2 separate regions of the Mus musculus genome follow, and region 1 is linked to region 2. The links are chromatin loops, found by intact Hi-C in ENCODE. Cell type or tissue: gastrocnemius. All regions are shown on one strand. Each heading gives the region's core, and the rest is flanking DNA. Links, peaks and the distances in the headings are about the cores only.

Region 1 (10,837 bases), core at 1,419-9,418, 230 kb after region 2:
CAATAAAGAAAAGCAGAGAAACAATCTGGGGCCAGTGTGGTAGTTTGTTGAGAATACACAGATAGGAATTTAGGAATTGTGCTGTAATTGCTAAGATGATACCTGCCGAGTCTGTGACTCCTACACACAAGGCTATATCCTGCCTGGGCAGCTGTGTCCTGTACCAAACAATACCGCCACTACTCCCTCATGGAGAGTCCTGGAGTCCCTTCCCAGAGCCAGTTGTGACTCTGCTTCATGAGTGAGTCTTCTTCTTAGGAGTTTACATTTAAGGAGAGGAAGAAATTGGGCAGTTGGTTACAGGGGTAGAAACCTAGAAGGTGCTCCAAAGAGAGAGATGAACTGGGGCGGAGGGAGAATTGGACCACGTACAAGCAGACAGAACCAGTCAGCAGGAGCTATGAGCAGACAGCTATAGTCACAGAAAACACTGAAGAATGCCCGAGGGATGCTAAGGAAGACAAGTGTGTGAAATGAGGAGGTGCTCGACATACCACAGTGTATTTAAAAGTATCCTGACAGTAGATCATTTTAGTTTTCCTCTGTATTAAAATGAATACCATAATGAATATCCTCACATGCCAACCATTGTGGCATTTCTAATCAGTCTCACAATGAGTCCTTGGGTATAGGGTGTTGTCCCCTTAAGCTTCCTGAGGAAAATATGCATCTCCATCTCCTGGTGAATAGCATTGGTTTTCTGCTCCCTTCAGTATTATATAAGAGTGTGTGTTTTAGCATATGTAATAATACCATGTCTTGGTCAGTTTAAAAGGTAAAAAGAAGGGGGCTGGAGAAATGGCTCACTAGTTAAGAGCACTCACTGGCTGGTTTTCCAGAGGCCCTGAGTTCAATTCTCAGCAACAACAAGGTGGCATTACAGTGATCCGGATTGGGATCTGACTCCCTCTTCTGGTGTGTATCCGAAGTCAGCAACAGTGTACTCATAAATAAAATAAGGAAATCTTAGAAAAAAAGGTGAAAATAGAAGCTATTACTTTAATTGCTTGTGTGGTTTTTTTTATACGTTGTGGGACATCTGTGCTTGTTCTGTGAATAGAGAACATCTTTTGTCCAGTTGGCTTCTGGGTTCTTTCTATGTTTCTCACTGATCTATCCACAACTATTACATAACAAGAGCAATGCTTGCTGGCTTATTTTACAAATATTCCTTCAAAATATGACATTTTGCCTTTGGATTTTTATTTGAGGCATAGGAATTCTGTTTTCTAATATATCGATGATATATTTTTTCCCCTTTGTGATTTCCTAGGAAATAAATTCTGTTCTTTGTAGATCATAAAAAAAAAAAATTGGTTGCCTGCCCCCAACTTGGTTCAGTAATTTAAAAGAGATTTTAGATTCAACTCTCCTATTCACTCGGAATGTACTATGATGCGTTTTAATCTTTAGGAAGGAAGATTTTGTACAAGATAAAAACTAGGATTATGTGGTTCTATTTCAGAAATATCTAATCTATGTTCAAGCTTGTTCCCTGTAGAAACGGCCACTAGTGACTTCCAACAACCACTGCAGAGAGTTAGCGAGGCACACACAGATCCATTTAGGCACATAAGGCGGGAGCACAAATACTCATGGGTGGGGATGCTGTCATTTGTGTGCTCTGTACAGAACATGCTCTCGCTAAATGGAAATTATCACTGCTGAATATTTCAATCTACCTAAACTCCTCAATTCTTAGCTGGATCTGGCTGGTTACAATGGGACTACTTAAACATACTGTGCCTCCCTGACCCCAACACCCACTTCCCAATTGCCTGTCTTTCAAAACGGAGTAGGCTTCTTTAAAAAGAGAACATTGTGTCATTGGGAGAATTTTTCTCTTCTCTTCTACTTTATACTCATTGAAAAACCAGGGAAATGCCAACCTTGTGCTTCTGTATGGTCTGCTTCAAGGTGCACTGGCTGAGCGAAAGCTGTGTAGCTGGTGAATTAATTGTCTAAGGCCAGAGTAATTGGTATGTAGATAATGCATCAAGTACCAGAGGAACCTAAAAGGCAGGGACACACCACACTCTAAAGGGAGACTATACTCTTATCTTCCATTTCAGTAACTTGAGGGATTGGGGAAAGTTACTACCCAGTTACCAGAAGCTGGTGACAGATTTACTTGTGAGGGATCCCAAAGCAAGGACCAAGAGCATCCTTTAAACAGGAACATCTTAACTGCCCCGGAAGCTAGGATCCCTGGATGAAAGTATGTTGGAAAGTTTGGAAAGAAAATGGTTCTCTCTCTCTCTCTCTCTCTCCATTTATAAGAGTTGCCATGGTCATGTTGTCTCTTCATAGCAATGGAAATCCTAACTAAGACAGTCTGCTTCTTCAACTGCAAAAAGGAGATAGGCAGTTATGGTACAAAGTTACCCATCAACTCAACAAGTGACTATTCTCCTAGGGTCAGCTACATGTGTAGTGCCTAGCATGTGTTGCCCTTTTTTTGTACCTGGACATACATATAGCATTAAAATACTCAGGAATATTAAAATACCACTAACTTAAGTATTACTAACAAATGGGAGAGTTTTACTTAATAGCTCTCATATCAGGGTCTAGTTCCATATTTATGTTAGAGCTATCAAATTTGATATGCTTTGGAGCTATTTTAGAATTGGGACCATATTCAGTTTGTTGTAAAGAGATAGAGGCTGGGTCTCTTGTTACACTTCAATATACTTAGCGACTCTTCAAATTTAAAAGATCTTTAAAAGTAGCTCAAGACATGCAACATAATTATAACAGAGTATATTCAATGGATGGATCCATGGTTTCTCCCTAGTATAAATGCAGCTGTAACTGCAATCTGTTTATGTCATTTACGCTTACTCTTTAGAATATGTGATCCAATCTCAAACCAACAAAAAACTAGGAATCAATACTTTAAGAAGATCTGTATTATTTCTGTTCACTAAATTTGATGTTTTAATTCACTAGACCACTTGCCCTGAAATATTGCAAGAAAATGAAATATCTTTGTCCTCTATGATAGGCTGCGGATATACATCTTCAGATGCCTCTCAAACGTGCTTCTTGGGCATTTGCTCTTCCTGAGAGCAGACAATCATGATCTCCCCTGAAGGAACTTCTGGAACAATTTCTAAGGTGGTTGGTTAAAAAAAAAAAAACATTGTCAGCTTTCACAGAAGAGCATTCATTCCTAAAGAAACCCCACACACATCTTTATACTGCTGGTTCTGGCTGGGAGCTCTGGAAATCCCTCCTTAGTTCTGCAGAATGACAGTGCTCACTGGAACGCAGTCGGGAGAGCGGCTGTGTTTAGAGCTTGCCCTGCAGAGGAAGCAAAGGCTTTGTGCTCTGCAGGCCTCTATGGTTCAGCCCAGTGGGAAGCAGGAAGGACAGGAAGTGACTTTCAAAGAAGAGAAAGGCAACCACATTGGTACATAAGTTTTGTGATTCACCTGCAGTGCCTAGCAGCATTGTGAAGACCACGTACAGGTTTCTTTCCCATCAGGGAGGAAGGAGTTAGTCTGAAACTGCAGAGAGAGAGAGAGAGAGAGAGAGAGAGAGAGAGAAAGTGTTCAGGTGGCTTTGTTACTCATTGACATCACAGGCTGTCCTGGGAGGTGCCTGCTTTTACTTTTATAGTTACCTGTCACTGCCTCTGTATCCTGTCTCCAGACTGATGATGGGGGACTTATGCCTACTTCAGTTTTACATCTCCCTGGGCTTAATCCAGCATCTTGCTAGCATGATCAAGGCCTTTACTGTTTGAATAGCCATTAGCATATCCGGAGCACTTGCTGTCTGAGCAGTTCTATGTTTGCACGCAATTCCATCTTCACACAATTCAAGGAGGTCTCTTGAATTAGCAGCCTCTTTTTTCACAAATAAGAACCCCAGCACAGAGAGGTGGAGCCACTCACGCAGGCCTCTGAGAAGCAGAAGGTTCAAAGCTAAGAAGCATGTCTTCCTTGTATAGTATAGGAGGACATCATTTGATGCTTTTTGGAAGGATTCCCTTGTGCCGGGCACTGTTCTGGGTACTTTAGATGGCTGCTTATTAGAGAAAGTACTTTTTCTCATAGAGTTTATGTAACGGGGCACTCGTCAAGTACATAAAATGCAAGCGCTTGTTCGATGCGTGGATGGGAAGATGGTATTTCGACTTTTACTAGTTTTTCTTGTACTTCTATTGTATTGTGTTTCCATCTTCACTTTTACATTTTCAGCTGAGGTGACAGAGTCTTGGGGGAAATCAAGGAACTTTCCCAAAGTGACATAGCTCACTTGTAGCAGTGGTAGGGCCTGGCTCAATTCGATCCTGTCATCTTCGAGCCATTTCTTTGTGTCAGTTTATCTCAACTACTCAAAGCAACACTGGTTAGCGGGAGGGATCTGTACTCAGAAGACACAGATTTCAGAGGTACAGATTTCAGGACATCTGCTTGGCTTCTAGCCAGGCATTTGAGCACACATTTTTTTTTTTCTTCTTATGAGTTTAATGCTCTGTGGTCCATAAGTTTTAATATTATATGATAACTTGGCCCAAGTGCTACATGGCTCAGTAAAAGTTATATGATGCATCAGGTGGAGATGTAGCATCTTACAGGATGCCTGTATCTTTCTCTCTCTTAGCCACCCTGCAAGCTTTGCATCTTGCAGAAGAGAGGGTTAACAGCACTCCGTCCTTTCAGCTTGTTTGAAGGAAGCACATCTAGGCTTGGCAGCTGCAGTTGGGTATAGCCCTGCCAGCTATTGGCGGAGGCTGAGTGGGGGGGTGGGGGGATGAACCCACTCCAAAAGCCAGGAGGATCGATAAGCAAACAGCACCCAAAAAAGTTCGGCTCCACCTACACCATCCTCCACTGATAGCCAGACACAGCTGGCTGGCTGACAGTGCCCTCTCCTGACATGAAGTGTTCTAGCCACCCATCTCAACACAGCTTAGAGCCGAAAATGTGATGTTTTCCTAAGTGCCAAGTCTATTAGATTCTGAACAACAATATGAACTAACCAGTACCCGGGAGCTCTTGTCTTTAGCTGCATATGTATCAAAAGATGGCCTAGTCGGCCATCACTGTAAAGAGAGGCCCATTGGACTTGCAAACTTTATATGCCCCAGTACAGGGGAACGACAGGGCCAAAAAAAAAAAAGAATTAGAAAACATTCCACCAGGTGATAAAAGTCACCGATAGAAGCAAGTTAACAAAAACTGCAGTTTTCACATGAGAGCCAAAACTTGCCAGTCTCAGGGAGAAAAAAATAATTTCTAGCTTTTGTTGAAAGTATTTCTTTCTCATCTCCCCTGTTGTCTTTCCTTTCGTTCTTCCTTCTGAAAGTCCCTACCTCCCCCCTCCCTTCTCTCTCTCTCTTCCTATTTTTCACATATTCAACAGTCATCTAGAGAACATTTGTCACATGTCACACACATAGCTTAGAACAAACACACACCATGAAAGCTGGGACAATAAATGAGAAGTCCCCTCAACTCCTGATCTAAGGGAATTGCAAATGTTAATTTTATCTTTGGGAAGGTTAATGTTATTATCATCTTGTCAGGTTCTAGGATCACCTATAGGGGATAAGCCTTTAGGCATACCTGGGAGGGTTATCTAGATTAGGTTGGTCTCTGGGCCAATCTAAGGATTATCTAGATTAAGTAAATTAAGGTGGGAAGACCCACCCTCCAGGATTTAACTAAAAAGGAAAGTGGATGAGCAATAGCAGATAGAGCAACTGCTTGGGGAAGGCAGATGCAATCCATCAGCCACCACATTCTCTTTGTTAACTTACCTTCCCCACTAAGACAGGCTTCCAAAATAACTGTGAGCCAAAATAAAGCCGTCTTTCCACGGGCTGGAATTTTTTTTTCCAATACTTTGCTTCAACAGTGAGGAAAGTATCAAAACCAACCACTGTAAACTATCTACCGTATCTGGTTCAAAGGACTCATCTCTCAGATGTCTTCTGTGCCTTCCATGATTGTCCCTCTCTTCTGTCATCCTTATCTGTCTGGAATTCATTTTAATGGTCAAAATGTTAACAGGACTCATCCAAGCAGTTCAGCGTGGTTTCTGTTACTGCCACAATCTCAATGTTCTAATGAGGATCCTTTTGGCAGGCATTTAGTTATGTAAGGGGTCCCACCCACCCACATCCCTGTCTCTGTATAAAGGGTAGAAGGGATGAACAAGGAGCTAAGGGGTCCCTAGATGGCCGCTGCTTTGACGTTTGCCTGCTTTGCCTGCCATGCTTTTATTTTTTATAATGTATGTGTCCTCCAAGGAAATCATTTGAAAGGAAGCTATCATAAATGAAGATGGAATCCATCTCTATCAGGATTAACTTGAAGGAATTTGGGGGCACTAAGAAAAGATCCTGCTTTCTACATTGTTGTGAGTCTTGAATTTTAATAAATTACACAGCCCTTGCTAACTTTTAAAGTCCATTCAAGGCAGATCTTAAAGGAAAACACATGTACAGCACAGAAATATTTTCCTCCTGTGACCTCAAGCAGCGTGAGAGCTGTCACTCTTACAACTTTCATTACTTCACAGTAGCAACACGGAGGCTATGATTGAGTTAGCCCTCGCGCCTCACACACATCCTGGATCATGCTGCGATTGCTCTGTGCCCATCTCACCCTCAAGTGGCAGCTCTGCTTCAGAGTGATATTTTTCATTATTTAGAATTTTCTGTAATTTTATTGTGTGACGTTAATATTTAATACTACCACAGCCCCAGAGGCATCTTTGTGCGACTTTAAAATGCTCATATTTTGTTATGCCCCCACCTCTCTCTCCTCTCTCTCTTTTACAGGGTTAACCCTTTCTGCCTCTAGTATCCAGAACATTTGAATATAAGAGAATTCCTATGTTATTCAGGGAGGGTTCTGCTCTCTGATTCCTAACTAGCTCTCACAAGCAGACTTCCCTTTGAGAACATGACTCCCCCCAAGCCCACTGTTCTTAATTACTTATCGGCTACTACACAAGAAAAATGGTTAAATTGGTGGAATGCCTTCTTAAGATGTTAACGTGAACATTCCATCTATGCACATCAGAAATAAGTCGTATTTATTTGTAGATTTCTGTGCAAAATTTAGATATCCCTAGAAAAGCATGTCACTTGTTATTGTGTGCAAAATAATTGATTTCCAGCTGCTTCTTTGTCTTCCATAGAGTGTGGGAAGGTGTCAATATATATATATATATATATATATATATATATATATATATATATATATGTATGTATCTGATGTGGTGAAGGAAGGCTTTGATCTGCTCGATGCAGAACAACTATAGTCAGTAAACCCAAAGTTTCCTGCATGGAACAGGAACACAATAAATTCAGAGTATGTCAAAACCACTCTGGGGATAACTGATCACACATCCGCTGCCAATCATTCCATCATTGCTTCTATCTACTGACTGATATTTTAAACACAAAACCGATTCCCATTTACCTGGGAGACTGGAGGAGAAACAGCACACCATTTTAGCATCAAGGGAAAGCGCGACCCTCTAGACTTCCTTAGTTCCTGAAGTCACAGTCAGTTCCTATTTTCTTTCTTTCTTTCTTTTTTTAAATTCGTCTTTCTGACTTTTCTCAAGACCATTTATTTTCTTCTAATACCTTGTCCTGTTTTGTGTTTAATGCCTCTTGGGGGAACACCAAAGAAGTTGTTTCTTTCTACATTCAGTAAAAACAGGTTTGTGCTTCCCCCTTCCTGTTCCATTTCCACTCAGGCTGGAAGCAGGAGACAAGTGTCATAGGAAATGGAGACTGAGGCAGAGCGAGCCCTAGTTGTGGAGGCTGTGATAGAGGCCTCGACACTCTCCATTTCTCCCATTCTTCCCTAGGAAAGGAAGAAAAGGTGACAGAACCTAATTAAAACAGAAGCCAGCCACATAGCCATTGCTGCAGGGCTGGGATTGCATGCCTACAACACACAGGGAAGCTCACCAAGTTATCTGGAGATTAAACTGCCAATATTCCCTCTGGATTGTTACTTTCCATACTGCAGGAGAGTGACCTTCAATGTCTAAACAAAATGCCAGTGTTGTTGCTATCCTCATGGTCTGTTCAACAGTGTTGATGATAAAGGCTTCGAGAAGGCTCATCTCTTTCCCCGAGAGACTCCTTTCCCTTTTCTCTCTTGGGTTACTTAGTTTCTTTGTTGTTGCGATCAAATACCTGACAAGAGGAGATTCAAGCGAACAAGGATTTATTCTGCCTCTTGATTTGAGGGCACAGTCTAGCACAATGAAGAAGGCTCCTAGGACAAATGAGGTGGCGGTGAGAGTCAGAGGCTACTTGCCCACATCTGGTGGATCAGCCGAGAAAGAACTCCAGCATTTCACTGGCGGTCTCCTTTTTGTTTTTATTCAGTTTGGGACCCCAGTGCAGGGAATGGATGATACCATCCATGTCTAGGGCAGGCCTTTTCCCTCTGAAAACCCTCTATGGACACATCCCAAGCACAAATGCCTCACTAACGCCAAACAAACCAAAATGAGAATCAAAATTAATCGCCACAACCATCCATTGTATTCTTCCAAACATATTCTAACTCCAAGTGCTTCTGTGTACTTGACATTTGCAACAAAGTAGCTTTCTTTAAATCCTGCTATTTTGTACCCCATTGATTGATTTTTATCTTGCCCATATAGTCATTGGACCAATTCAGGGACACACTGCATGAGGGATTCACACACCGAACTGATTTGGTTGCTTTGTACTAAGGTCGGACAGTTCCTCTGATGACTATTAAAGTCTTTTATGGTGTCAAGAGAAAATTTCCATATGTAAGAAGGCTTTCAGGATTTTTAGAAAAGAATTAATTCAGAATCAAGGCTAGATTATTTTTTCCTTAGTCCGTTCTCAGGTAGCCTCTATCACACAGGGAAACCAATCTCCCCACCCTCAAACCGAGACATCATTTTGAAGCACATTATCAAATAGTGGAGAAGATTACAATTTTCGTAGTCCAATGATTAGGAAGACAAACTACATTATTTGCTAATGCCAGCTCTGAGCTTGTTCCAAAGATTTCAATATTTAAGTTCCAGATGAGACAAGAAGGAAAAAAAAAATCTGCTTAGACAGTTTCCTAAACCAAAGTGACCTGCGACACACAAAATACAGTTCTGTTATGTCCTTTGACGCTTTCTTTGTTAAGAGTAAGGAACATAGGCAGAATGGTAGAGTGTGGCCCCTCAGAGCTGATAGGCTCTCTGCATAAGAACAGAAAGAGACATTTCTTATACAGTTCTGTGTCTACTGCTTGCCTCGAGGAAGCACTTAATGGCTATTACCGTTAATAGTAACCATCTGAAGTTAATTGGTTTATAATGAACCGGTTGACAATACTGCTGCTGAGATTGGAATAGAGAGAGAGAGCTAAAATAATTGAACTTGGGTTTCACCAAAGTGACAACGAATGTAGCTTAATCTTGATATTCTATTCACGTTGGGGCAGCGTTGGGGACTGAACAAGGGGGTGTCACACCTGGGAGGCCAGTTCTCTGCTCCTACACTATTAGCTTCAGACTTTGTAGCAATTCATAATAACATCCTTGCACACTACGTGTATTCCCTAGATGGCACATCAAATCCCACTTTGAAACCCATGGCTCAGTTTTTTTTTTACACCCAGTTCCATCCAAAACATTCACCTTCCCACTTAACAAGGACTGCGTTTATAGAGCCAGCAGGCATGTCAGGCGGTGTGACCCAGACAAAATCCTTGGTTTTGCCTCTACTCCCCTCCCCCACTGCTTCTGTTATCTCTGCCTTTTTGGTTGTCAACATGGTCATTCACTGAGATGCCCAGGCTTGTAGCATAGGAATCTGTCTTGATTCTTTGGTTTCCTGGAACAGTTCTTTGGTATGTTCTACTGATTCGCTTTTAAACACATATCTTAAACCAAGCACGTATCACTAACTCAGTGAGCACACTGATTTACGTCTCTGGGAATCTCTCCAATGTGTCTTTAGTGGTTTGAATATGAGTAGCCCCCATAGACTTATATGTTTGAATGCTTGGCTCATAGGTCATTGCTCTATTGAGGAATGGCCTTGTTGGAGGAGGTGTGGTCTTGTTGAAGGAAGTGTGTCACTGTGAGAACGGGCTTTGAGGTTTCCTATGCTCAAGCTACATCTAGTGACCCAGTCTCCTTCTGCTGCCTGTAGATCAAGATGTAGAACTCTCAGCTTCTCCAGCACCGTGTCTGAATGCATGTTACCCTGCTTCCCACCATGATGATAACGGACTGAACCTCTGAAACTGTAAGCCAGCCCCAGTTAAATGTTGTCCTTTGTAAGAGTTGCTGTGGTCATGGCGTCTCTTCACAGCAATAAAAGCCTGAGACAGTGTCCTTTTCTTACACTCTTGTCCAGCTACTACCTGCTAACATCCAGCCAATTGATGGTTTACTGGGCATGTAAATTAGATTGTAGCCTTCCCCACTTAACAGCTACTCCAGTGACTTCCTTTACCCTGCCCTGCCTCACGTGCGCCATTTTCTGGTCCAAGAGTCTTCAATAGACCTCACCCTGTACAATTCTCCACCTCCAGGCTCCACCCACAGAGCCTGCTCTGATGCTTGGAACTGCCTTCCATGCTGTCCTGTCTCAGGATCATCCAAATGTGTTGTAGCTCCTTCCTGGATCCATAGGGGCACAGGTTTTGATGACTTGATCTCTGACGTCAGTGACTGACTCCTTGTCCCTTGACTCGTCCTGCACAGGTTCCTTCTTAGTTCTAAAGCTCTCCCCAATCCTTTCTTGCTTCCCCATGCTTTACCTCACTGTGCTCATTCCAACACACATCGACGTTACATTTTACATAGTTTT
Region 2 (10,837 bases), core at 1,353-9,352:
CACTAGAGAGTGCTGCCCTGGCACGCAAATGCTCCAGCTTCAAACCTCAGCACTGCGAAAAATCAAAGTGAGATCTTTCCAGCCCTATTTTATAAAAGCTTTACATCCAAAACTAGACCTTTTGTTTAGAGCAAACCGTGTGTGTGTTTGTCATTTCACCTGAAACATTTCAGCTTCACCCTCAGATGACAGTACCATGCTGTGTTCACACCTAAGAGTAGTGGGCTGTGGTTCTGCTACATAGCTGGCTTGTGTTAATTTCCCCATATGTGGTCTCAGACCCATAGCTTTATTAGATTCAGAATCCAGACAAACTTGGCTCTTGGTGGTTGTCTCTTTTATTCTGTTAAAAAGTCTCTTTTTCTCCTTTTTCCTTTCCCTGGTGTTGGGTTACTAGACAGGTAGAGTTACTTGCTCGAGGACTGTCACTCTGACTTGTTGGGTGGCTCACTGGACTGCTGTTTGACCTGAGCGGTAGTTCCTGTATTCTGGTATCAGGGAAGGTTTTGGGTTTTTTTTAGGCCATTAATAGCTTTTACCCAATTAGTTATCTCAAGGTTTGGGATGTCTCAGAAAAATGAAAAAAAAAAAAAAAAAAAAAAAAAAAGCTTGCTTGGACCATTTTTGTAACCTAGTACTTAAAAAATATGGAGGCAATTTATACATTACTTACTGATTTTTGTAGCTAATTAAATACTGCAATTCTAAACCACTCAGTTAAAAATAAGCAACAGTCGTTCAGTTAGTTTAGTGTCCAGAATAAAAGTGTAGTGAGGCCTTCAAGTTCCTTGGTGGACTGAGATGTTGATCTAAAGGTGCCCAGTTATTAATCACAAGCTTATCTTTGTATTTGACAACTTCATGTTACTCTGAATTAATTATCGTTCTGTAACCAGCAGTTCAAATGAAAAGGAAGAACTTAGTGTGAGTTTTACTTTTTCCATTTAACTTAGATTAATTTTCTTTTTAAAAATTAATTTATTTATATATTGCTTATGTATGTGCATGTATGTATGCCATTGTGTGTGGGTTGCCATGGAAGCCACAGCAGAAGGCATTGAGTTCTCTGGAGCTCAGGTTACAGGCAGTTGTGAGCTACCTGATGTGGGTGCTAGGAAGTTCATCAACTTGGGTCTCTGGGAGAGCTCAGATGCTCACGAGCCCCCTTTAGTATAGACCTTAAAATAGACCCGTCGGCAGTTTGATTTACATATATAGTGTATCCTGATCATATCCAACCCAACTCTCCCTCTCCCTTTCCCTGGGCCCACCATTCCCAGTCTGCACTTCCTCTTTCCACCTTGATTGCAGTTTCAAAGGGGCCAGATGCCAGGACTGGTCTAGAACCCTTGAGCTTCAGTGGTCCTTCGGTTTTAGCCTCCGAGTAGTTGGAACTGCAGGTGCCCGACACACCAGTCTCAAGCACTGCCTTTTTATGGTTTTAACTTATCCTTTTTCCCTTTCCAAATAGCTCTGGGATTTGAATCAAAAAGAATGTCGAAATACCATGTTTGGTCACACGAACTCAGTCAACCACTGCAGGTTCTCACCAGACGATGAGCTCTTGGCTAGCTGCTCAGCTGACGGGACTTTAAGGGTGAGCTTTGAACATCACGAGAGGGCTCTAACTTTAGAGAAGCCCTTATGGTCTGTGGTGAATGGGAGTTTCTGTTGGTGTTAGTGTTCCAAAGCTGGGATACAAGCCTGAGATAAACAACCTGTAAAGAGGGAAGACATATTTGTTTACAGTCTCGGAGGTTTTAATCTGACCCTGTCTCTGTCTGTGCCAAGGCAAGTGCCTTGTGGCAGGGAGCGTGTGGTGAAAGAAACTGCTTACCTATTAGGGTCTTGGAAGCAAAGCAGGAAATAGGAAGGCCTGGGGCTCCACTGTTCCCTTCAAGGGTACATGTTAAGGGCCTAACTTGGCTTCTCTAGGCCCTCATCCTTAAGGCTCTAAAACAGTGGTTCCCAACTTGTGGGTCATGGCTCTGTTGGCAAACCTGTCTCCAAAAACATTTACATTGTGATTCACAAGAGTGGCACAATTAGTTGTGAAGTGGTAATGAAATGATGTTACGGTTGGGATCCATAAGGAACTGTATTAAAGGGTCACAGCATTAGGAAGGGTGAGAACCACTGCCCTAAAACCTCGTGTGCCTGTGCCGCAGCCTGGGATCCACCCTGTCAGCTCATAAGCCTTTGGCGGAGTTCCTAGATCTAAGCCGGAGCAGCGTTTTTATGTTTGTAGAAGGAAGGCTTTCCTTTCAGCTGCTAAGAACCTTTGTCATACTGTTATTTTTGAATGCTTTATAACCCAGAGTTTAAATTCTTCACTTTAAGCATATCTTCCTCTTAAACATGTATTCATCATGTATTTTTAGATCGGTAGCATCAGGAGGCAGGTTAGCCTGCTTCTGTCTTCCCTGAAGAATCCAGTCTTATTTTTACTGTAGTCTTGTTGAAGAGTCTAGGGAGCTCTATCTACAATGCTGTGAAAGGGGACATGGTTGGTGTTTTATCTGTCACTTTTGGAGTCTTCTCCAATTGTTTGATTTCTCCTCTACTTTTTTTTTTCTGGAATATTTGTTTTTGGATTTTTATTTTTTTTCCTTGCCTTTTCTCCTTTCTCCTTTCTGGAAGATTCTTTCACTTCGTTTCCTAATATTTTAAATACAACAGTATTTTAAAACTTATTCACAGATTTTTCAGTACTTGTTCTTAGAATTATATTTCCTAAAAAACATTACACCGCAATTTCATGACTGTATTTTTTCTTCTTGCCAGTATGAATCGTTTTTTTTTTTTTTTTGGTTTACGTATGCCTTTTCCAGAGCTGTCTTCAGTACCTGCTCCTGTGTAGCAGTGACTTCAGGAAGGTGTCTGGGAATTGTGTTTCCTTCTAGGGTTCTTAGGGTTTTATATTTAAAAAAAAATTTTTTTTGTGCACGAGTATGAGAGTGGAGGTGCCGTGGTGTGTGTGTGGAGGCAGGAGGGCAGTGCTCAGGAGTCAGGTCTGTCCCTGAGCCGTCTGCAGGCTCAGCTTTCACGGTTTGATGATGAGCTCTCATTGGTAATCTTTCGTCTTGATCAGGGTGAGTGTTCTGAGAGAAATGCCTCGCTTTCTGGTTGTAGTGAGAAGAGTCATTGGAACATACCGTGGTATCTAGGCAGAGGTGGCAAAGGGAATGTATGCTTTATCTTAATGTCCTTATTTCCAGTATACTGACCCTGCCCTTAACTGGGTTAAGTATAAAACAACCCAGCCCACTCTTAGGGTTACAGCCTACCTGGACCGTAGAGTGGCAGGACGATCTCAGTGGATCTCTAAAGAGCCCTCCTGAGTTAGCCCCTCTCTCTAGAAGGAACCAGCCTGCACTTTCTGAGCCACTTAGATTTGAGTTCGTTCAGCTGGTTCCCCACTGCAGGCTCAGGATTCAGGTTTTAGGAGCCCACCTACCTTTCTTCTTCCTGGCCTTTCCTGTTACCCCGTCACAATTTCCTTTATCTTGTGGGTTGTAGCTAGAGAGAAAAAAAAATCCCTTTACTGTTGTTTTACATGGGGTTTGGGAGGGCATTCAGGTGAGTGTGGGTTTTTTTTACTTATAAAGAAAGCTAAGCTGTATTTCCTTTAGTAACTTTCTATTCATCTGTGCGTGAAACTGGTATATAATCTGTCTTTTCAGCTATAAGTTTTTAAAAACTGTGTATTTAGTATTCACTGGATGCTAGATACTATACTAGGCCTTTGGGGTTTAAACGCTAGAAGAAAAAAGTATGCCCCACAGTCTGGTTATTCAGAATAAAGTTAGGGAGATGGCAAGTGGATAAACAGTGACAAAATTATGTTCCAGACTGATTTCTTTTTAATTTAAAGATTTTTATATTATTTTTAAAGTTATGTGTATATGTAGATTTCTGTGCATGACTGACTGACTGTGCCTGTGGATTGCCAGTTGTTACAAACCCAAGGCAATGTTTCCTCCTTCTGACTCCGTCAGTATCAAACAGTTCAGCAGTGAGGGGTGCACCCCTTGAGTTTCTTAACCATCTATGGCAGGCTGATGCCAGGTTCCCTTTTTTAAGTTACACTACCTATCTTTCTGTCTGTCTGCCTATTTTTGCGTACGAGTGTGTACATCTCACAGCACGAGTGTGGAGGCCAGAGGACAGCTTGCAGGAGTTGGTTCTCTGCTTCTACCATGGTGCGTTCCAGAGACTGAGCTCCAGCCAGCGGGCTCGAGGTCTTACCTGCTCAGCTGTTCCTTTTGTTAGCCTGCAGGTCCTTTCAGGTTTCAGTACAGCAGGTGGGAGTTTGTGATTGATCGCTGCCCTAGCTTGCCCAGCAGATGGCGCTCTGCTATCTTTCTTCCTGTCTCCTGGCCTGTGCATTCTTTCCACACCTTCAGCTGCTGTGTTGCCTGGGCCTTAGAGGCCTTAGACGAATGGTAGGAGTGACTTGTTTAGGACATCACTGTTGCCAGCGTGTTGTCAGTCATGGGTCTCTGCATTCATTGTCATTTCATTGTGAATATGTGTATACTTTATTACCGGTCTTCAGCTGATGGACACACCGATTCTATTTACTAGCCAGTGGTGTGGCCAGTTAGTCCTGAGCTCAGAAATGTTTATGTCATGTTGGTCAGCGACAGGTGTTTGATTTCTGTATTCGTGTGTGAGTGTCACTAGCAGTGGGGGACAGGCATCACTCCACTCAGGGAGACCTGCCTGTGTTGATGACGGCTTTCCCACAGAGCTATTAAGCCAGTGTCACTGGCTCTTTGCACAGGCAGAGGTCCAGCAAAATGATGTTAGATAGCAGCTTGTCAAGGTCAGAGCCTTGTAAAGCCTTTACTGTCTGAGAGAATAGGAGCTGTAAAATTATCGATGCCCCAAAGGCTCTGGGATTCTCTAAGCTTGTTGTAGGGTATCATGTAGATAACCATGTGGTTTTCTGGGCCTCAAAGAGAAATGGTCTTAAAGCGTTTTCTTTAAAGATTGTTAGTTAAAGCACACAAGAGCTTAGGGTGCACAGGCACCCTGGGAACGGTGCAGTGGCCTCCTCAGAATACAGTGGTGTGGCTGTGTCATCTCCTGATGTGTGAAACTTTATCATTGTCTTCTAGGGGCTGAGCTGGCTGCAGAAGCTCACACAGTGTTGGTAGGTGTAGTGAAATTAAATTGTGTCAGCCTGCTTTTAGTTCCCAAACCTAAGTTTGTCCTACTAACTGTATGATTTCTCATAGATTCTGAATGTTAGGACCAAAGCTCTGCCATTTGGTTTGTTTCTTTTTAAAACTTAGAAATTACTTTATTTAACGTGTGTGTGTGTTGACATGCTTGGAGGTCAGAGGACAAGTTGGCCAGTCAGCTCTAGCCATCCCTCATGTGGGTCCTAGAGACTGAACGCAGGCCACCAGGCTTGGTGGGAGGTGCTTTCCCTACCCCTGACCCATCCTGCCTGCCTGCCTTCTTTCTGTACTAGATAAAGAAGGCTAACCATGCTAGTGCCTGTCGTCTCTTTTGTTTTATTTTACACAGAGTAGACACAGTTGTCCCAAGGGGAAAGTGTTAGGGTTTGGCAGCCTTTTTTGGGGGAGGGGATTTGGTCCAGGACATGGTAACCCTTTTGAAGCCAGAGCACACCGCTCACGCTCAGGTCTGAGAGTGAAGGTGCATCCTTTCAGGGGCCGTTGCTTGTGTGGCTGTTCCAGAATAGGGCTTAGAGTGTTTCATAGTCCATTTCTCAGAGCTGGTTAGTTCTGTGGCACTCCATAGCCCTACCCAGCACAGCGGAAGCCATGCTTCCTCTCACTATAGCTTTCAGTATAGTTCCTCCTTTAGGGGTCTCATTCTCACTGGATGCCCAGCAGGCACCGGGGCCCAGTACAGTTTGCTTCTGCGCTTGTGGTAGATGTGACTTGCATCTCCTGCTTGTCCCAGTAGAGGGCAGCAGCAGACAGCTGTGAGTCCCTTTTACACTCCTTCTCACTGTCAACACCAATCTTTAGCCACTTTCCACCCTGTGCAAGGCCCAGTTAACTTTTTTCCTTTTGAGATGAGCTCTCATGTAGCCCAAACTGGCTTCAAACACACGATCCTCCTGCCTCAACTGCAAAGCACTAGCATTATAGATGTGTCAAACTGTATGCAGCTCAATTAACTTTTTATCTAATTTTAGTGACTTTGGGGTTTTGTTTGTTTGTTTCTGCAAAATGGAAGCTGGATTTCTTGCTCTCTTTTTCTTTCTTTCCTCCCTCCCTCCCTTTCTTCCTTTCTCCTTCCTTTCTTTTTCTCTTATTGACTTTACATCCAGATCATAGCTCCCCCCTCCCACTTTACAAGTTTCTCCCTCCATTGCTTCTTCCCATTCTCCTCAGAGAAGGGGAGCCCCTCTTGGGTACCACCCTAACCTGGGACATGGGCGGGGGGGGGGGGGAACCTAGTTCCAGCAGGACCAGGCACATCCTCTCCCACTGAGGCCCAACCCTAGGCAGTTCAGGTAGGGGAAGGGGATCCAATGGCAGGGAACAGAGACTGAGGCCCTGATCTGCTGGTTAGGGGACCCACATGAAGACCAAGCTGTACATTTGCAGCAAATGTGGCGGCGGCGGGTGGGGAGGGGGCTAGGTCTAGTTCTTGCAGGAAGCTGGATTTCTTAATTTAAAAAACTAATAAAAAAATAGGCTTGTGTAAGACCATCCATTGGGCAGAGCATGTTTGTATGACATTTAATCTAGTTGGAATTCTAGAGGAGTGTGTTGGGAGTAAAGCAATTTTGTTTTTTGTTTTTAAACAGCTTTGGGATGTGAGATCAGCAAACGAGAGGAAAAGCATTAATGTGAAGCGCTTCTTCCTGAGTTCAGAAGACCCTCCAGAGGATGTGGAGGTGATCGTGAAGTGTTGTTCCTGGTCTGCAGATGGTGACAAAATAATAGTGGCAGCAAAAAACAAAGTCCTCGTAAGTCCTGCCAAGTCCTGCCATCTCAACCCACTCCACTCGGACACAAAGTTTCAACCTCTGTTATGTGTGTGTTGTCCTGTCCCCCCCCCTCCCGTCCAGCTTAGCTCTGTTATTTGGCGCAGGCTTCCTAACTGCTCACAATTCTTAGAAGCCCTGCTCTCTGGGGATATGGGCGGCCTCGTAAGAAAAGGTCATAGTCATGCAAGTCAGAAATAGTTTCTACTCTCCCAGGACACGCAGTAGGAAACAGCATAGGAAAGCCGACACCACAGGAGCAGACTGTAGCAGTCCAGTGTTCCTCCAATTTATTATTTTCAACGTTTTATTTCATGTGCATGGGTGCTTTGGCTGCATGTATGTCTTTTTACCATGTATGTAATGCCGTGGAAGCCAGAAGAAGGCGTTGGATCCCCTGGAACTCTACATACAGATGCTTGTGAGGTGTCACGAGGGTGCTTGGAATTGAACCCAGGTCCTCTAGAAGAGCAGCCGTTGCTTCTCACTGCCGGGCCATGTTTCTGCCCCACGTCCCCTGAAGTTTATTTAAAAGAGAATACTTTCTTCATCACTTAAAAAAGTTTTTAAAATAGGTTGATTTTGGTGATTTTCAAAATACCTTTAAAAATTGGTTTGAATTATGTGCATGTATTGTGTCTGTGTGTGGAGGTGTGCATTCGAGTGAGCAGAGGAACCTGCTAAAGCCAGAGGCATTGGCTGCCCTGCAGCTGGCGTGACAGTGACCGGGATCCTCCTGATCGGGGTGTTGGGAAATGAACTTCTGCCCTTCTGAAGGGCGTGCATGCTCTGAACTGCTGAGCCGTCTCTTGAGCCTCTCAGAGTGTCTTTAATTCTTTTACAATTTGATGGCTCTTTAAGAACTGAATGAAACTGTGAGATTTTTCCTAAAGTAAATAAAAACAGACAAAAAAGAAAATGGTAGGTCTCATGCTGACATCATGGTCTGAGTACACATCAACATGTGTAATTTAAAATGTAAACCCCCAAGAGATGTGGATTGCTATGGTGAGAGGTCTAATGGGTGAGATGGGCTCTCAGTAGACACAATGGTTTGTCCAAAGTTGGACTGTGAGAGCCAAATCCTGTGGTTCATGGACATTCTGTGCTAATACTCATTTTAAAAAGCATGGCACAGAGGTATTAGAAGTCAATGGTACCATCATATATTTATATATAAGCTCATTGAGGGACTGGGTGTGTGCTTACTGATCTAGTAATTGTGAATCTGGTCTTTGGTTACTTGTAGACTTATGTCCCTCTAGCAGGAAACTAAGATGAAAAATATGTCCGTTTGTCTTAAGTGTGTTAAAGTCTGTAAAGATAGAATACATACAATTAATTTGTAAAATTTGAAGACTCAAAATTCGATTTTTGTTAGGATAAAAATATATACTGTAAAATTTGCCATTTTAAACTGTTTCTTGCTTTTTCTGATGACTAAGGTGTGGATTTAGGGTCTTGCAAATATAGGTACGTGCTTTATCATTGAACTACGACGACCTCAGCTCTTTTTCATTTTTACTTTGAAATAGCATCTTGCTAAATTGCTTGAACTCACTAGTATAGCCTAGGCTTGCCTCAAACTTGCAGTCTCTTACTTCAGAAGCCTCCTTAGAAACTGGAATTAAAGATGTTCCTAGATAATTCTTTTTCTTTCTTTCTTTCTTTCTTTCTTTCTTTCTTTCTTTCTTTCTTTCTTTCTTTCTTTCTTTCTTTCTTCTCTCTCTCTCTCTCTCTCTCTCTCTCTCTCTCTCTCTCTTTCTTTCTTTTTCTTTCTTTCTTTCTTTCTTTTTTGAGACAGGGTTTCTCTGTGTAGCCCTGGCTGTCCTGGAGCTCACTCTGTAGACCAGGCTGGCTTTGAACTCAGAAATTTGCCTGCCTCTGCCTCCCAAGTGCTGGGACTAAAGGCATGCGCTACTACTGCCGGGCCCAAACAATTCTTAAATGTACACAATTGGCATTGTAATCATATTCATAAAGTTGTGCAGCCATTACCACTGCATGCATCTTCCCTCCCTCCTTCCTTCCATCCATCTATCCATCCATCCATCCATCCATCCATCCTTCCATCCATCTTTGCCTTGTCTTGCCTTTCTTTAATTGATAAGGACTCTGTGTAGCCCTGTCTGTCCTGGAGCTCATTCTGTAGATCAGGCTGGCCTCAAACTAGAGATCCACCTGTCTGTGCCTCCTGAGTGCCAGGATTAAAGGCATATGCCACCACAACACAGCCACCACTGTATGTTTTAAAAGTTTTCATCACTCAAACAGAAACTCTGTTACCAGTAATAATTCTCAGTTCTCTATCCCCACTCCCTGGTGACTAATAACATGATGCATGAATTTGCCTGTTCTGGAAATTGTACAAGTGGTATTATATAATACTGGTTTATTTATGCTTGACTCATTTCATTGAGCCCAGTGTTTTAAAGGCTTATTTGAGTCAGAGAATGTATCAGAACTAGACAGTCTCTCACTCTCTGTTTCTCTGTCTCTGTCTCTCCTCTCCCTCCCTCTCTCCTTCCCCCCCATATGTGTATATGAATAGTCGCCACATTTTTAAATCACATTCCTCTGTACAGGCCCCTGACTTTCCCCACTTCTTGGCTATTGTCAACGATGCTGCAGTGAATGGTAGTGAACATGTATCTGCTGGAGGCCCAACTTTTAATAGCCATGTTATATACTCCTCATGCTGGAATTGCCAGAGCATAATGATAATCTTGTGGTATGGTTTTGAGGAGCGGCAACTTTCCCACAGTGGCTGCACCATTTTACATTCCTGCTAGCAGGGTATAAGGCTGTCAACGTCTCCACATCCTCGGTAGCATTGACCGCGATTTTTCTATTTAAATTTTTATTTATTTTTCATTGAAAGTGTATAGCCATTGTAGTAGGTGTGAGGTGGTGGCTTCATTTACATTTTCCAGATAGCTGTGATGTTTAAGAAAAAAGCTTCTCCCCTCCTTCCTCCTGGCGCTGGGAGTTGAACCCTGTGCTAGGCCCAGGCTCTGGGGTAAATCCCCAACCCCAGGGAAGGATCATTTAAAAAGCATTCAGAAGGTGTGTCCTAGTGGAAAAGGAAAAACAAACAAACAAACCATATTGTATAAAACACCTTGTTTTAGAACCCTATGTAGCATGCTGAATTAGTGACCTTGGGATTCCCTCACCCATGTGTAGGCCCCAAGGCTTCACCCATGTTTGCTCCTTTTTCTGCTTCTTCCTGGCCTTACATTGTTAGCCTCTCCTGTCATCAACCCTTTTCTCTGTTGTTGTTCCCCAGCTGGGGCAATTTTCTGTTTCACATTTGCCAGTTCTTTTACCCTGTCACTCTTAGCCACTAGTTTTTAAGAACAACCTGCCCCAGGAAACATTTACATATGCCTTCCTGCGCTTTGTTGCTTTGTTTCTGGCCGTCTCTGCTCTGTTGCTCGCATCTGGGTGTGTCCCTGTGCTGTGCACTCACTGAGCTTCCTCATAGCTTCCACTGGAAGCCTTGTTCCCTTCTAGGCCACCGTCTTAAATAACTAGACTGTATCAACTTACCGTGTGTGTGTATGAAGCATATATATACTCTTACCATTTGACAAAGCCTCTGAAAGAACATATTCGGTATTTGAAAATCTTTGAAGAATCGAAGTGAAGGCCGTATTACTAGAAAATTGCCGTTTTGGTTCAAATATGAGAAAATGATTAATTCTAATGGAGTAATATGGTAGCCCTGGAGAGAACTAGAATTGACTGGGCTTATTTCATTTTTGCAGGGCTTTGCAATATGTTATTTTGAGCATCTCTGCTCATGACTATGCATTTTCTTTCTTGAATCAGTAGCATCAGGGAGAGCTGCTCTGCGTG

What was found. A loop is a pair of places that touch in the nucleus more often than their neighbours do. Peaks named below come from ENCODE experiments on the same cell type or tissue, not always from the same donor. Only the 100,000 strongest peaks of a DNase experiment are listed, where the experiment ranks them.
Region 1: it touches region 2 in a loop (2.9-fold over the local background); 7 of 42 quality-filtered maps call a loop at or near these places.

What each region holds. Positions count from the first base shown.
Region 1 is chr10:90,797,347-90,808,183 of GRCm38, reverse strand. All of the region lies in intron 17 of Anks1b (ankyrin repeat and sterile alpha motif domain containing 1B), which reads right to left. Among named protein-coding and RNA genes, the nearest start is that of Apaf1, 280 kb to the left of the region's middle. In gastrocnemius, for the core only: no CTCF peak of the experiment used is centred there; a DNase peak (open chromatin) is centred at 4,853.
Region 2 is chr10:91,027,670-91,038,506 of GRCm38, reverse strand. Apaf1 (apoptotic peptidase activating factor 1) reads left to right here. Exons shown (of 27, transcript NM_009684.2): 16 at 1,472-1,597; 17 at 6,797-6,958. Among named protein-coding and RNA genes, the nearest start is that of Apaf1, 50 kb to the left of the region's middle. In gastrocnemius, for the core only: a CTCF peak has its summit at 5,940 (motif pointing right); DNase peaks (open chromatin) are centred at 4,346, 4,716, 5,610 and 5,934.